Regions from separate parts of the Homo sapiens genome. Here region 2 is linked to region 1. Evidence: read pairs that join two places in POLR2A ChIA-PET (ENCODE). Cell type or tissue: OCI-LY7. All regions are shown on one strand. Links, peaks and the distances in the headings refer to the core of each region. The heading gives the core; the rest is flanking DNA. Region 1 overlaps PRKAR2B (protein kinase cAMP-dependent type II regulatory subunit beta). Region 2 overlaps SYPL1 (synaptophysin like 1).

Region 1 (9,082 bases), core at 1,653-5,652:
GGATCCCTTCCTTACACCTTATACAAAAATTAATTCAAGATGGATTAAAGACTTACATGTTAGACCTAAAACCATAAAAAACCTAGAAGAAAACCTAGCCAGTACCATTCAGGACATAGGCATGGGCAAAGATTTCATGACTAAAACACCAAAAGCAATGGCAACAAAAGCCAAAACAAACAAGTGCCATCTAAGTAAACTAAAGAGCTTCTGCACAGCAAAAGAAACTACCATCAGAGTGAACAGGCAACCTACAGAATGGGAGAAAATTTTTATAACCTACCCATCTGACAAAGGGCTAATATCCAGAATCTACAAAGAATTTAAACACATTTACAAGAAAAAATCAAAAAACCCCATCAAAAAGGCAAAGGATATGAACAGACACTTCTCAAAAGAAGACATTTATGCAGCCAACAGACGTGAAAAAATGTTCATCATCACTGGCCATCAGAGAAATGCAAATCAAAACCACAATGAGATACCATCTCACACCAGTTAGAATGGCGATCATTAAAAAGTCAGGAAACAACAGGTGCTGGAGAGGATGTGAAGAAATAGGAACACTTTTACACTGTTGGTGGGACTGTAAACTAGTTCAACTGTTGTGGAAGACAGTGTGGCGATTCCTCAAGGATCTAGAACCAGAAATACCATTTGACCCAGCCATCCCATTACTGGGTATATACCCAAAGGATTATAAATCATGCTGCTATAAAGACACATGCACACGTATGTTTATTGCGGCACTATTCACAATAGCAAAGACTTGGAACCAACCCAAATGTCCATCAGTAATAGACTGGATTAAGGAAATGTGGCACATATATACCATGGAATACTATGCAGCCATAAAAAAGGATGAGTTCATGCCCTTTGTAGGGACATGGATGAAGCTGGAATCCATCATTCTGAGCAAACTATCGCAAGGACAGAAAACCAAACACCGCATGTTCTCACTCATAGGTGGGAATTGAACAATGAGAACACTTGGACACAGAGTGCAAAACATCACACACCGGGGCCTGTCATGGGGTGGGGGGAGGGGCGAGAGATAGCATTAGGAGATATACCTAATGTAAATGATGAGTTAACGGGTGCAGCACACCAACATGGCACATGTATACATATGTAACAAATCTGCACGTTGTACACATGTACCCTAGAACTTAAAGTATAATAAAAAAAAAAAAGAAAAAAAAGTGGGCACTGGACTTAAGTAGACATTTCTCCAATATCACAAAGTCATTAGAAAAAGACAAGTAAAAATCACAGTAAGATACTTCATACCCATTAGGTTGGCTATTATCAAAAAACCAAAATAACAGGTATTGGTAAAGATCTGGAGAAACTGGAACCCTTGTGAACTGTTAGTGGGAATGTAAAATGGTGCAGCACCATGGAAAACAGCACAGCAGTTCCTCAAAAAAATAAACAGAATCACCACATGATTCAACAAGTCCACTTCTGGGTACATACCTAAAAGAACTGAAAGCAGAGACACAAACAGATATCTGTACGTCCATATTCACATCAGCATTATTCACAATAGCCAAAGGTAGAAGCAACCCAAGTGTCCATCAACAGATGAATGAATAAACAAATGTGATATTTACATATAATAGAAAATTATATCATCTTAAAAAGGAAGGAAATTCTGACCCACGCTACAACATGAATGAACCTTGAAAACATTACACGAAGTGAAAGAAGCCAGTCACCAAAGGATAAATATTGCATGAGTCCTCATCTATGAGGTACCTAGAGTACTGAAATTCAAAGAGACAGAAAGAATGTTGGCTGCCAGGGCTGGGAACAGAAGGGAATGAGGAGTTAAGTATTTAACAGGTACGGAGTTTCAGTTTGTGAAGATTAAACAGTTCTGTGGATGGATGGTGATAATGGGTGCACAGCAATGTGAATGTACTTAATACCACAGAACCATACACCTAAGAATGGTAAAAATCGTGAATTTTATGTTATGTTTAAAATTGTAATAAAAATACATAGATAAATTTTTTAAATTTTAAATAAGTATGTGAGTAAACAGAAAAGAGTAAACATAAATTTTTGCTCTTCTCTTAATTTCCTTAAGACATCACATTTCATAAAGCAACAACTATAACACTGAATTGTTAGTAGGTTTATAACATATATAATATACAGGCAATAGCAGCACAATGGGCTGATAGTCTATGTCCCTCATTTCCTCTTAGTCCACACACACTTCAATAAGAGTGTTTAATCCTTAAACACCGCTATCCCCTGAAAGACATCATCTCCTTTCAGCTGCTTCCTGGATAATGACCACCATGAAAGGAATAGGTAGGACTATAAAGACCTATTTTGAAACTTCAGGATTCTATCCTGACCATTTCTGGTAATGATACATCTGCTAATTTCATTCTGTGACACACACACACACACAGACACACGCACACACACACACACACACACACAACTTAATGGTTCCCCATCACATACAGAATAAAATCCAAACTCTTACAGTGACAGTGGCTTTCAAGGCTACCCTCCCCCACAATCTGATCCAAACCTATATTTAGGGCCTCTTCTTCCTATAATAAAGCCCACATATTCCAAACCTTATTAGACTATTCACTATTCCCTGAACATCATATTAACTTACATGGTTTGCTGAATTGGAAATTTATTCCTTCCACTACCCATTCCCACCTATAAAAATCCTTCTCTTCCCTCAAATCTCTGCTCAAATGCCACATCCTCCCTGACACTTTTCCCCAAAATAAATACATGAGTTAGGATTAAATACTCTCTTCTACATAGAAACACAGAACGCACCTTATTTATGTTTCTGTTTCAGTAGATTCGCATCTTACATGGGTGATAAATTCTAAACAACATATGAGGCAAAAATCTTCTATCGTCCAGGTTATTCTTGAAAATCCCATAGGAAGCCACTGCTGGAGACTGTCACATAGCCCTACAAGAAGTCCAAAATAGTGGCATTTCCACCATTAAAACTGATTGCCTTTTCCTTGTAAGCACTAGAAGTTACTGCTGACTTGTATTTAGACGCCATGTTATATGCAAAATGGATACCTTTAAGCCCTAGAAATGTTCATGCTCTGGGAGGCATGCAGGAACCAAGTGAGCCTGCAGGAATGGCAGATTCACATTCACAGGCTCTCACTGTCCACCTACTGCAGGGCACAGACTCACTGAGTGGAATGTGCACGCAGCTCCTTTGTGCTTGTGCTCTCTGTGGCATAGGTTTAGTAGAATCAGGGTAGGTGACATTTGTCATGATGCACCCTCCTCTGGGAGGAGAGTCATCATACCCATTTAGCTCCTCTAGGACTCAAGCACAAGCTATACCTTACTTACCTTTAGCAGTCTCATAGAATGCACATATGAATGTCTTGCAAATGGTGAATAATTATAAATGCCTTTGAATTTAACTAAAGTGACAGCACAACCAACCACATATAAAACTATCTCTTCTACAGTTATTACAGTATAATCATTCCAAAAACGATCCTTTTTGCACCAAAAAAAACCAGTGCTCTTACAAATTAGAAATGCTTACAGTTCTGGAAATAACATCCAATCTGATCTTAAAATGCAATAATTTTGCATAATGAGGGAACCAGGTGGTTGGCTGCTCTTAATGTTCTGAAGAAAATAACATCAAAAAACAGTTCATAAGATGAAAGATGACAGTGACCTTTAGCCTCCCACTTTATCTCTTTGAAAAACTTGTGGTGTAAATGTAAAGTATTATTTCTTTTTTGGGACCTTTTCCTTTAGTAGCTAGAAGAACTGATATGCAAGATAACGGTCCCATTCTTTTAAAGAGAAACATTTGTCTAGTATTGTTATTTCCTGTCATTCTATGTTAAGTATTATTCTGTTATAAACAGTAATGTTTCTCAACAGAAAAAGACACATCCAAACGGGTCACCTGCAGTTGCACAGCAGGTGGTGAAACAGGTGACTTGAGCTTCCCTCACAGAAGAAGCTCAGGGATTGTCAGTTTTCTCAGATTTGCAAACATGCTGAGTAAACTGCAGATGTCCCCTTAGGCTGGAAAGGAAGCTCAGCGAGCCAACAGAGACACTGCCTTTGGCAAAGAAAGACAGAGGGCTTCTTCAGGGCAGCCAGTCTAAACTAAAAATCAGCTGGCAGATACAGTTCTCATAAGCTGACATGGGTCAGTCAAAATTAGCTCCAGGTGAGGTCAGGGTTTCTGAGCCCTGTGCCATAGCAGACCCCATAGGGGCAAATGAGACAATTTCCAGGTCAATCCAGGATAGCTGGGCTAATTAGAATGCTTTCCTGGGATTTTGGGGAAGCCTTGAATGAGAGGGGATGTCAGGTCCACCTCTTTCTTGCTGCAGCTGTAAAATGTGGAACTGCAGTGGCGATGCTCCTCACCATATGGAGCAAGTAGCTGGCCGCAAGAGAGAATCAGAGGCAAGAGATGGAGAGATTCCTAACAGGGCTCAAAACCAGGTTCCAGTTGCTTCTGAAATCCAACTGCACCCCTACCCTTGCTGTGACTTGGTGATTCTGTGAACCACACCCCTGCCATCTCAATAAACCCCCTTTTCACTTGATTGAATTAAAGGTGTTTGCACATTGCAGTCACTTGCAACCAAAGAGAATTCAGATGTTAAGAATACGTGTTTAAAAAGATCATGACAAGGAAAACAAGACAATCCAACCAGTTACCAAAAGTAACTAAGAATAAAACCATAGGGCAGTCATTGATAAGAAAGTTGTATTTGCAAGATGACAGATTCAAATGCTAGTGACTAGTCAATAGAATTACAACCACAAAATGGGTGATACATAACTCAGGGATCATGTGTGGTTCTGAAAGGAGTGTCCATGACTGTTTTATCTGCTTATCTGTGCTAGTAGAGAATGTAAATGATAGTCTGCAAAACTGAAGTTATTCTCTTCCAACCAATTGTGCTGAGCAAATGAATAAATCTGCAAAACAAGTAAGGTTGGCCTTAGATCTTTAATTTAGTTTTTATGTTCCATGTATTTCAGAACCACTGCCTGGTATTTCTTTATAAATAGCTTTATTGTTTTTAGAAAAATGATGCATGTACCCTGCAAATAACTTTTTAACTATCAAAATTTTATTTTACCATAGGAAAAATGGTCTGAAATGCCTCTGGCTTTAGCAAAACTGATACATGGAAACAACTTTTATTTACTGACCATTTATATATAACGCAGTAGTTGGTGTTTATGAGGGAGACAAGTACTAAACAGGGTCCCTAAACTCTACTAATGTAGAACCTGGTTAGGAAGATAAATCCATCTGTTATGGGAGGAGTATAAATTATTATCCATGGTTACATGTAGAATGACTGATCAACAGTATGAGGAAAGAGCGCAGAATTCAGAGAGCCTGAAGCATAATCCCATCTCTGCCATTTTTTTCCTGCCACTTATTATATGACCTTTACACATTGCTAAGTATTATGAATCTCAATTTTTCTCATGTGTAAAATGTGACTATTTTTTTGTTTGTTTGTTTTTGAGATGGAGTCTCGCTCTGTTTCCCAGGCTGGAGTGCAGTGGCAAATCTTGGCTCACTGAAACCTCCACCTCCCAGGTTCAAGCAATTCTCCTGCCTCAGCCTACCGAGTAGCAGAGATTACAGGCACAGGCCACCGTGCCCAGGTAATTTTTCTATTTTTAGTAGAGACGGGGTTTTACCATGTTGCCCAGGCTAGTCTCGCACTCCTGACCTTAGGTGATCCACCCACCTCGGCCTCCCAAAATATGATTATTAAAACCTACCTCCGGCTGGGTGCAGTGGCTCATGCCTGTAATCCCAGCACTTTGGGAGGCCAACTCAGGTGGATCACTTGAGGCCAGGAGTTCAAGACCAGCCTGGCCAACATGGCAAAACCACGGGTCTACTAAAACTACAAAAATTAGCCGGGCGTGGTAACACACGCCTGTAGCCCCAACTCCTCAAGAGGCTGAGGCAGGAGGATCATCTGAACCCGAGAAGAGGAGACTGCAATAAGCCAAGATCACACCACTGCACTCCAGCCTGGGAAACAGAGCAAGAGTGTCTCGAAATAAAATAAAATATAAAATAAAATAAAAGCCAACTGTATGAGAATCACATGAGGAGTAAATCTCAAAAAATAGATTGATATATTTGGCTTAAGCTGCCAAAAGACGTAAGAATGATGTCAAAAAGATAAACATTCACACTGCTGACAAATGAGGGAATAAGCTCCAGACCTTTACACACAACATCTCCTTTCCCTGGAATGCTCTCCTTTCCCCTCACCCTCCACCCTGTACTTCCCAGGCCTTGGCTGAAATGTCAGCTCCTGAGAGAGGCATTCTCTGACCATGTAAATAGGTGCTAGGCATCACTCACTAGATAAATAAATCACCCCACAGATTCTGATTCAAGATAACTGCATAGGATACCTGAACGAGGTTTCCGCCCCTATGAAAGACCATGCTGAAGAACCCACCTCCAACGAGTGGCTCACTGGATTCAAACTCTGACTGCTCTCCTGATAAGCTGTGGGTTCCTTCTACCAGTTAATTTCTCTGTGCCTCAGTTTTCGTTTCTTTAAAACGGAAATAATAATAGTATCTAAAAGCTGATGAGAGAATTACACGACATACTGTAAATCAATGAATGTTTAGTATACAGTAGGCAGCCACAGCTTGGTTATATGAGAGCATTTGTGGCTGGTGTAATAGAAAATGGGGTTAACAGAGTAACTGAGACTGTAGGTTCCTGAGGACCCTGAGTTAAAATATATAAATTAAATTAAAATGTATAAACTTTATCATATGTGGGATGTTAGGGCAGAGATGTACTAGGTGAGTGAGAAAAGAAGAGGAAGACTAATTCAAGAGAGATAAGTAATCTAAGTGTGTGATAACTGGAGTGGTGGCAATAGAAATAGAAAGTAAGGAAAAGAGACAGGGTTTCACCAGGTTGCCCAGGCTGCTCTCGAACTCCTGAGCTCATGCAATCCGCCTGCCTCAGCCTCCCAAAGTACTGGGATTACAGAGAGAATGCCTGAATTTGAATCCAGTCTCTGCCCATCAGTCACTGTGTAAGCTTGGGAAAGGACTTAACCTCTCTGGATCAGTTTCCTTACTGGTAACATTAGAACAGTAACAGTGCCCGTCATATAGAGCTGCACTTAAATAATAAAATGATTTAATACATGTAAAGCACTTAGAAAAGCTCCTGGCTCACAGTAAGCTCTAAATAAATGGTAGCTATTATGATTATTTAAAGTGGTTCTTACTGGAATTCCAGGTTCTATTTATATTAAAGTTTGTATGCAAAATGGAACCCAAGTTCTTTTTCAAAATGAAATATCTTTATGTTATGCAGCACCACGTTTCTAATGCCCTTAATATAGTACTTTTCAAGTTTAAAAGGAGGAAATAAGAAAAAAGTCCATATTTGATGGATGAAAATGCTTTTAGGAAAAAAAAAACATTAAATGTGAATTACATAAATGTTCTCTATGTATTTATTTCACTTTTCTGCTAGATTCTCAATCTAAAATCAATCTTAAGTAAGAGGACTTAGACTGTCAAAATAATATACTATTTCAGAGGGGCATACATTCTTAAAAGGCACATAATAGAACATATAACATTTTCCTATGTGTGAAAAAGTTTCACTGCAATTTTATAAAACTATTCTGTAATTATTTTAAAGCCATGAAGTATACATAATCTTAAAAGTGTTTTAATTTGTGTTAAACAATAGTTGTTATACGTTAGTTATATTTTAAGAATATAATTAATAATCAATATGCTATGACCAAGCAGAGTTCATTCCAGGAATATAAGGATAGTTCGATATTAGATAATCTATTGAAACTTACCATATCATTATGTTTACGAAGTAAACCAAATTATCATATGGATGCTATAAAGACATTTTCGTCCGGTGAGGGGGCGCATGCCTAATCCCAGCACTCTGGGAGGCCAAGCTTGGCAGATCACTTGAGCCCCAGGAGTTCAAGACCAGCCTGGCCAATGTGGCAAAGCCCCATATCTACAAAAAAATGCAAAAATGACCCAGGCATGGTGGCGCACACCTGTAGTCCCAGCTTGTGGGAGGCTGAGGTGGGAGCATCACTTGAGCCTAGGGGTGAGCTGAGATCATGCCACTGCACTCCAGCCTCGGCAACAGAGAGTTTGTCTTAAAAAAAAAAGACATTTCTGAAAATTTCTACTTTTAATTTAAAAAAAAACCCTACTAATATTAGTAATGCTACTAGCAAGCATATATTCTCACTGTACTTTAAGAAATCGGTTAAGTATTTTCTATTCATTATCTCATTAATTAACCATACCTTATGAGCTGGGCAGTCTTACTACCACATTTTACGGATAATGAACTGAAGTTCAGACTAAATAACCCTCTCAAGGTCAAACAACTAGTTAGTAGTAAAGCCCAAATCCGAACTCAAAGCCATTGAACCTCAGATCTGTACACTTACAAATCAGAGAAAAAAAAATTTAACAGGAAATTCACACAAGAAAATATAAACGGTCAACAATAATTAAAAGGAGCTATGCTTCACTCATAAATAAGGAAATGCCAACTGAAATATAACTGAGCTAGCAAATTAACAGACATTTCAAAATTTTGTAATATCAAGTGTTTTACACTGTGTTGAACCTAAGATTGGAATATGAATCAGCATACTGTTTTAGAGGGCAATTTGACAATGCCTATACAAATTTCACATGCTCAAATTTCATGCTTCTTTGATTAAGCAATTCCACTTCTAAAAAATATATCCTGTAGATGTACTTGCAAAACTATGCAGGTATTTGTACCTAAAAACTAAATACCCTTGTTATATACATTTCAATACACACATATAATAGGACACCATTAAGAAGTATTAAGAAGCAAGAGGTGGCTTTAAGTCATTAAAAAGCAAGAGGTAGCTTTAGAGGTAAGGTCATGGAAAATAGAACACAATACACTATTAAGTGAAAAAGACAATGTTCAAAAAATTGGATATAAGTTTAATTTCAACTAAATATGTATGTGCATAAAAACACC
Region 2 (9,082 bases), core at 2,494-6,493, 980 kb after region 1:
AAAGACGCATAAATAAATATACTTGATTTTTTTAAACCTAAGTCCAGATTTAAGTATAAAGAAAACCATGATTAAAGCATTTAAAAATTGCAAGAGGAAAATCTCATTAACGAGGCTAATCAAATATGAACGTTAAGAAAGTCTTATATCTAGATTTAGTCTCATTGAGGATTATAATTAAATGTATAACTAATAATTTAGATTTCCACTTAAATGAAGAGGCAGTTGTTTATATCTGTGCTTATATTTTTTGTCAAGTTTTTAAACAACTGTAGACTTAGCTTTTTCCTTAATATTTCAAGCACTAGTGATAAGTTCATTCGTGTTTTGATGTATTTTGAAAAATATCCCTTTTTAAGCATCTTACAGAAATACTTTCAGTTTGAACAGCTTGTTATTACACAGGAGAGCCTTTTATGAAAAGACTACACATTGTTAATGGTGTGGTAAATATTTGACTATTTTATACCAGATCTGTACTAAACACTAGCATACCACATGAATAAAACATGGTCTTTTTCTCATGATCTATTAAGGATGAAGGACATACAAAATACAAAAATGCCATGTAATAAACTGTGATAAAGGTGTATGCAAAGAATAGTAGAAGAAATGAGGGAGAGAGCATTTGCTTGGAGGAACTAGGGAGGACTTCATAGCTGAGAGAACACTTGAAGGATGGGTACTGGTTCACTTGGGGAGTGGCTTTCTAGGCAGAAGGAATCTTATGTTCAGTGGAAGGAAATGTTGAAGCAGCATAACCCTGTATGAGAACTTAAAAGTAATTGGGGGTTAGTTGGAATATATGCTAGGTTGGAGGGTACGGTTTGAGATTGTTCTGAAAAGATTTCAGAGGTCGGCTGCTTCTGGGGTTAATCTTTGGGAATCTGGGCCCTTTCCTTAGGAAAATGCATATGTGCAGGGTATGGAATATTGGAGTGTTTATTCCATTCAAGCCCAGAATCCCTGCCATAGGGGATGGGAACTTAAAGGCTTTAAACAAGTCAATGATACGACTAATTTTAGGCACTCATAATTCCTCAATCAATCGATTTCTCCCTCCAATTCTGACCTTTCCAATCCATCCCTCTAACTGCCGACAAAATGAAAATTTCTAAAAGGATGAATTGGAAAGGCTAGAATTGGAGGAAGGGAAATCTGTTGATTGAGGAATTATGAGGGCCTAAAATTAGTTTCAGTAGGACTGAAGGGGTTTACAAAAGGGGGTTACAAATTAGAATATATATGGAAGGTAACAAAGAGGGAGGACCCTAAGATGACTGCTGTCTTTCTGACTTCGTTGCCATTAGCATATTCAAGGTAATGTCATTAAGAGGAGGAGGAGCAGATTTTATGGGAAGTCAAAGGTTTCAGATGTATTGAGTTTGTGGTCTCTTTAGATCTTTTGGAGGTATCCTATAGGATACAGCTATATATATGGATCTAGAATTTAAAATATGAGTTTGGGCTGCAGATATAGCAGATATCTGCCTGCAAAGGAGAGAAGGAATGGTTAGGAAAATTGAGGGAAATAATGCCTTGGCATCACTATTAGAATTTCAAGAAAAGAGTACCCCAAAACGTAAGGTGCAATAGAATGGTAAAGTAAAATAAGGACTAGTTGATAAAATAAGGACTAGTTAGCAAGAGCAGTTTCAGTAAAATCAAAAAGCCAGATTTTAGTAGGCTGAATGAATGTGTGGTAAGAAAGTGAAGACAGCATAAACCGCTGTTTGACTGTGAAGATGGGAGAAATTTGGTGGTTACAAAAAAAAGCCACTAGTTCAGCTTACAACTCAGTTGCTTAAATGCATTCTCTGGAGACAACCATTGTATTTGGTATGCAACAAAAGTCTTTATTTGCATTTCCCATTTTATCCTACTGACAAGAGAACTCAAGGGTCAAGGTTTAATAAAATTTTTACTGCTTCATCAGACATTCTTAAGTAAAACTGGTGGGGGTTTTTTGTTCTTTTTTGTTTTTGGTTTTTTGTTTTTAACTGCAAGTATGTGGCAGTGAAATAGAGTTTGGTATTCTTCCTGATTCTTATTAAACCCGGCAGTTTTCCCCACCAGTTTATCTGCTTCATCAGTACAAATGTCAGCACAGTGTAAAAGGCAAATAATGTCTTAGTATCGTTAGGAAAATGTTTTACCTTCATGAACTCCTGAAAGAGCCTTGGGAGCTTTCAGGGGTCCACAGACCACGCATTGAGAATTGATGAGGTAAACACCACTGGGGACCAGAAACAGAACAGAAAATACGGCAGGGAGAAAGACTATTCCCAAATTTGGTAATTATTAATAAATCTGAAGAAAGCTCAACCAACTATCTGGATTTACGACTTAAATAGAGCTGAGTACTTAAAAGTGTAGAAATAAAGAGATATATATAGCCTCTCAAGACCTGGACCAATCTACTTGCAGGCTTAAGGTCTGGATTTGTGATAACGTGTATGTTCACTTATGTTGGTGGTTTGGGGGTCCCATCATAAGGTGTGTTTGTGGACCAGGGGACTCAGAAGGCCAAGCAGAAATGACCATGACCATAAAGCCGCTAGACAGGGATAGAAGCAGGAGGGGACAATCAAGTTGAGCCTATATCAAATATCCTAAAACACATGAAGAAAACTAATTTTTACTTAAAAATTCAAATTATGTCAGTGGCAACAAATGCTGTCAGTTTTCCACAGAGTGACAGGCTTACTTCAAGACAGCCAGCCAGATCAACAATCAGGATATTGATTCACTCCAGAAGACATGAAAATAGTAGAGCAATTAGAAAATGATTTCTATTTTTAAAAATATAAATTATATTTTAAATTTTTAAAAATATAGTCTCTGTCTTGTCCAGGCTGGAGTGCAGTAGTGTGGTCTCGGCTCAATGCAACCTCGCCTTCCAGGTTCCAGAGATTCTTCTGCCTTAGTCTCCCGAGTAGCTGGGATTACAGGCGCTCGCCACTACATCCAGCTAAGTTTTGTATTTTTAGTAGAGACGGGGTTTCACCATGCTGGCCAGCCTGGACTCTAACTCCTGACCTCAAGTGATCCACCCGCCTCGGCCTCCCCAAGTGCTGGGATTATAGGCATGAGCCACCGCGCCTGGCTGATAAATGATTTTTAAATAAATATATTTAGGTTCCTCAGAGATTTAAGGTGACATAAATGTGTTTTCAACATACAATGATTAGGAGTTAGCAAAAAACTTCTAGCTGTTTATTTCAGTAGGAACTCTAGAGTTTACTTCTCATAATCCAATTTTTTTTTTTTTTTTTTTTGGAGACGGAGTCTTGCTCTGTCACCCAGGCTGGAGTGCAGTGGCATGATCTCAGCTCACTGCAACCTCCATCTCCCAGGTTCAAGTGATTCTCCTGCCTCACCCTCCCAAGTAGCTGGGACTACAGGCGTGTGCCACCTTGCCCGGCTAATTTTTGTATTTTTAGTAGAGACGGGGTTTCACCTGGTTTCACCAGGCTGGTCTCAAACTCCTGACCTCAGGTAGTCCGTCCGCCCTGGCCTCCCAAAGTGCTGGGATTACAGGCGTGAGCCACTGCAGCCGGCCATAATCCAAATTTTTAAGGATTATGGAATTATCTTGGCAGGCTATTTAGAATTTTCTACTATTGTACATTAGAAGCAAAGGGAGATAGAGTGAAACTGAAGCACTTTGTAACTGACTTTATTTCCCAGTGGGAATAAACTGAAATACCACCATCAAAAACAATACTTTTTTGAAATGAATAACTTTAGTAAACATTTTGGACTTTGACTCATAAAAATCATACCTTGGCTCTAGGCATCTAATCTTTTGATTGTAAAGGCAAACGTGCTATAATATTTCATTTTAAGTGCTGAATGATCATTTGACTTAAAACCAGCATACATTTCTTTTGCATGTAAACACTCATACATAATATACTTTTATATCTATTTTTGAAGATTTCAGTTATCACTTTGATAAACTAAACCTTGGACAGAAAGAAATTTAAATAGATGATTTCAGATTAATGATGAAATTAAATAGCAATGAAGATCCTGCAACTAGAAACGTGTAAACAACACTCATAAACCAGGTGAATACTAGTATTCTCCAGTAGAATCCTCAGAATTAGCATGGTCTAGCAATAGAAGTTAAGGCTCCAAACTCTTTTTAAATTTTATTTATTTATTTTTTGAGACAGGGTCTCACTCTTGTCACCCAGGCTGGAGTGCAGTGGCACGATCACAACTAATTGCAGCCTTGACTTCCCCAGGCTCAAGCTTTTCTCTCACTTCAGTCTACTGGGTAGCTGGGACTGCAGGTACACACCACCACCCCCAGCTACTTCTATAATTTTTTATAGAGACAGAGTCCCACCATGTCACCCAGGCCAGTCTCGAACCCCTGGGCTCAAACGATCACCTGCCTTGGCCTCCCAAAATGCTGAGATGAACCACTGCACCCAGCCTCCAGAGTCTTTTTTTTTTTTGAGACAGAGTCTTACTCTGTCGCCCAGGCTGGAGTGCAGTGGCATGATCTCGGCTCACTGCAACTTCCGCCTCCCAGGTTCAAGCAATTCTCCTGCCTCAGCCTCCCAAGTAGCTGGGATTACAGGTGCCCACCACCACACCCAGCTAATTTTTTTTGATATTTTTAGTAGAGATGGGGTTTCACCATGTTGGCCAGGCTGGTTTCGAACACCTGACCTCAGGTGATCCACCCGGCTCAGCCTCCCAAAGTGCTGGGATTACAGGCATGAGCCACTGTGCCCAGCCTCCAGAGTCTTTTTTGCACTCCTATTAGTGCAAAATTTTATGGACAGAGCCACAATATGCATCTACAACTTAAGATGCATGTTTTACTATGTCAGTTAGTATCTTAAGGTATATTATATACTCAGTGCAAATTTTGTTTATATTTTTAAATCCTTGCTTCAGATACTATTCTGATAATTTTTTATTGTTGTGCCACCGTCTTGTGATCTGATTAAGTAGTCTGTTTTTACCTTGTAATATGGCTGTTGATTGTAATCATAGAGTAGTATGAATGCTTCCATTTTCTCTTTTATACATGAGTGTGTGTGTTACCAATCTATTTCTTTGAAGACATTTTAAAGCCATGGGTCAATTTTGTGAAGGTTGATTTGGTTAAAACTAGACAAATTATTCCATAAATCCAGGCCCACTCACATTGTAATGCATGAACACTAAAAGTGAAAGAATAGATGAGGTTATCACTGTCTGTCCTTCCATGTATGAGATTCCCCTTACCTTCAGGATACCCAGCATGCTGTACTGACATGTGACCTTCTGATGTGCATGCCCAGCATGGGTTTCAGTGGTATATTAATTGCAATAAAGCTTCAATTCCTTATTTAAGTCTGAAAGTAGATCTAAATAGAAGTTTACATATTTTCTTCTGGTACTCCAGTCTACTTTGGAGACTAGTGCTCTGGAAAACCAGGCTGTACTATTCACCCTGAGGTTACAATTCTCTGAATAAGATCTGCCATGGTGGTCATCTAGTATGGGTCTGGTGGGCAGAGAAGTAAGTGGGACTGTTTCTCTGGATACTTGGGGCTGTATGTGAACATGTAACTTTTCTGACTAAACAGAAGCTTGCTGTCACCCCGCCCCTGGATTCTTACTAGTCACTGTGCAGATAGAATTCCATGTCAGTAGTTTCAGTCATTCTTCATGGGGTAGGAGTATATGGGAAAATAAGTTTCAAAAGTGGCCAGAAAATATAAATCAGAACACCAGTACTCCTTCATTTTAGACTAGGGTTGGAAACTGAAATGGTCATAGGAACCACCCTCTAAAGTAAATGAGTGAAGCAAGATGTTTGGAAGAAAAAGAATAGTATGTCATTGATTACTTACTGGCAACTAACACACATCCTGAGGGCTGTTAAGACAATGGAGAAGCGGATAACCTGGAAAGCACATACTCTGCCATAAGTGACATCTGTCACTCAGTTCTCTCTGATTGTTGCTTTATGAGAATGTAGGTCTGATGTTGCCATTCTTCAGCTTTCCCATACACACTCAGGAAAAGCAGGAAATCCAAATTTTTATGTGTAATACCCTGATATTAAAACAATGACAACAAATTCACATTTTTTTGTAATACTGGAAAGGCCACACAAATATATTTGCAGGCCGGGTTTTACCAACAGGCTGCCAGTATATAACTTCCAGTCTAGATCAAAATAGCAGTAGAATATAGGGAGAAGTGAGATAGTTGGATATTTTGCCCTCATAATTTTGTACTTTGTTTAATATAAAATATGTGCTTTTGTCCCTTCTTTCTATAAGATAAAGACCAGAATTGCTGTCATGATATTTATCTATCCTTATAACAAAAAGCTTTAAAATAATAATTATGTAAGATTCAAAATATGGTTTTATTTATAAGTTATTGGAAATTATTTTTTCCTTAATTAAGTAGTTATTTAGTGAGCATCTGCTATGTGCCAGGTTTTCTGCTAGTCACTGAAAATCCTAAACAAAACCAGGTGCAAAGACATGACAGTCTGGCAAAGGAGCAGTAGAAGTGATAGTCTTGAAAGCAACAAGCTGTAGTGCAGTATGCCATTTATTTGCTACTTGTTATATTAGGAAATTCATTTTTCCATTTAATTTTTTTATTTTATTTTATTTTTAAGACAGGGTCTCACTGTGTTGCCCAAGCTGGTATTGAACTTCTGGGCTCAAACAATCCTCCTGCCACGGCCTCCCAAAGTGTTGGAATTACAGGCATAAGCCACTGCACCCGGCCCCATTTTATTTTTTAGAAAGCAAGTTACACAAGAAAAATGCCTATAGTAGAGTTCATATATAATAGAGTTAATGTCTATGATAGCTCAAGAGAAGAATCATGAGTTCTACCACAGGGAATTGGGTAGGGCCTTAAAAGATGAGCTAATCAGAGACAGGGCATTCCCAGAAGAAGAAGCATATACATTTAAGACATAAATACATGGTATGTTTCAGGAACAGTAAGCAGTATAATGTGACAGAATCATACAGTACCTGGCAGTGAATAGACTGCAGATAAATCTATCTAGAAAGATAAAGTTGAGGATCGATCAGCCATGCCTTTTATGCCAAATTAAGAAGTTGGAGCATTTTTTGTTTAATTTAGGTTGAAAAACAATTGAGGAAATTCCTTTAAATGGGAAGGACATGATCAGATTTTTATTTCAGATCAGTTTGGCATCATTCTAAACTAGCTCTGTCCAGTACAAAAAAATACAATGGGAAGCAAAAATGCAAACCACATAGTAATTTTCAGTGTTCTATTAACCACACTAAAATAAGAGGAAACAGGTGAAATTAATTTTAACAATATATTTTACTTAACCCAATCTATCCAGATTATTGTTTGAACAAGTCGTCAATATAAAAATTAATGAAGTATTTCACATCTTTTTCATAGTAAATCTTCAAAATCTAGTGTGTATTTTGCAGTTGGAGTATATATCAATTTAGATTAGTGACATGTAAAGTGTTCAAGACTCACAAGTAGCATTACTGGGTACTGCAGCTATAGTGCCCACATTATAGAAGATGAGTATCAATTGGAATGAAATTGGAAATGTGAGAAAGAGTCTGCTGGGTTAGTCCCAATGAAAAATGGTGAGGGCCTGAACAAAAATAGTGGCAGGTGTAATGTAGGCAGGTAAACAGAGCTTTTTAAAAAATGGTTTTATAGTCTAGGTAGTCATATGCAACATGGTTTTTATTTTGTTTTTGTTTTAACTCAGCATTGGATTTCTATGATTCATCTATGTTGATGTAGGCAGTTGTAATTCTTATATCTTTTTTGCCGTATAACTTCCCAGTGTAAGAATATACTATGGTATTTTATCCATTTCCCTGTTGCTTTTCCCCTCCCCATTTTTCATGAACATTCTTATATGTCTCTTAGTACGTGTGAGCAAGGGTTTCTCTTAGATCTATATACTAGTAAATCCTTTGTGACATTATGTTTATTATAAATATGTTCATCTAATTGGTAGCTTGTTTTACATTCAACAGCTGACTTGATTAAGATTTTTTTTCTGTAGTTGAATTTAACAATCTTTTATGGTTCTTTTTTACAAAAAAAAATCTTAAATTCTCCCTTTTCATGTGGTCACAGGTTTTCTTTTATATTGTCTTCACATTTTTTAAAGACTTTTTACTTTTGTGTGCAGCTCATCTGGACCATTTACTGAACAGCTCTTCCTTGTATTAGTTATCTATTGCTGTATAACAAATTACGCCGAGCTTAGCAGTTTAAAACAAAGGTCTGTTGACTTTTATTAAGTGAGATAATAAACCTCACCCATTCTTCTGTGGGTCAGGAATCTGGGAGCAGCTTAGCTATGTGGTTTGGGCATAGGGTCTCCCATAAGGTTGCAGTCAAGCTGTTGGCTGGGGTTGCTGTTATCTCAAGGCCTCCAGCTTATTCTCATGACTGTTGACAAACCTCAGAGGATCCCCTTCCAAGCTCAGTCATGTGGTTACTGGCAGTCCTCAATTCCACACCATGTGAGTTTATAAAAGTTGCCTGAGTATCCTCCCAACATGGCCACTGGCTTCCCCCGGAGAATGAGAAAGTTCGAGAGAGTGAGAAAGGAAGACAGAAGTTGCAATCTTTGGCCGGGCGTTGTGGTTCAAGCCTGTAATCCCAGCACTTTGGGAGGCCAAGGCGGGTGGATCACCGGAGGTCAGGAGCTCGAGACTGGCCTTACCAACATGGTGAAACCCCGTCTCTACCGAAAATACAAAAATTAGCCGGGCATGGTGGCAGGCACCTGTAATTACCCCTGCTACTCAGGAGGCTGAGGAAGGAGAATTCCTTGAATCTGGGAGGTGGAGGTTGCAGTGAGCCAAGATTGCACCATTGCACTCCAGCCTGGGTGACAGAGCGAGACTGTGTCTCAAAAAAAAAAAAAAGTTGTAATCTTTTTATAACTGAGTCTCAGAAAAGACATCCCATTTCTTCTACAGTACCATATTCTATTCTGTAGAAGCAAGTCACTACATTTAGTTGACACTCAAGGGAAGGGAAATCAGGCTCCATCTCTTGATGGGAGTTGTATCAAAGAGTTTGT

The links. ChIA-PET counts read pairs that join two places held together with the same protein. Peaks named below come from ENCODE experiments on the same cell type or tissue, not always from the same donor. Only the 100,000 strongest peaks of a DNase experiment are listed, where the experiment ranks them.
Region 2: POLR2A ChIA-PET joins it to region 1 with 7 read pairs; 1 of 35 experiments calls an interaction of 5 or more read pairs at or near these places.

The regions. Positions count from the first base shown.
Region 1 is chr7:107,085,624-107,094,705 of GRCh38, reverse strand. All of the region lies in intron 2 of PRKAR2B (protein kinase cAMP-dependent type II regulatory subunit beta), which reads right to left. Among named protein-coding and RNA genes, the nearest start is that of PRKAR2B-AS1, 11 kb to the right of the region's middle. In OCI-LY7, for the core only: no CTCF peak of the experiment used is centred there; DNase peaks (open chromatin) are centred at 2,426, 3,195, 4,005, 4,395 and 1 weaker place; H3K4me3 peaks cover 4,000 bases; H3K27ac peaks cover 4,000 bases.
Region 2 is chr7:106,101,939-106,111,020 of GRCh38, reverse strand. The region is part of intron 1 of SYPL1 (synaptophysin like 1); the gene reads left to right. Among named protein-coding and RNA genes, the nearest start is that of SYPL1, 5.8 kb to the left of the region's middle. In OCI-LY7, for the core only: no CTCF peak of the experiment used is centred there; no DNase peak of the experiment used is centred there; H3K4me3 peaks cover 1,798 bases; H3K27ac peaks cover 714 bases.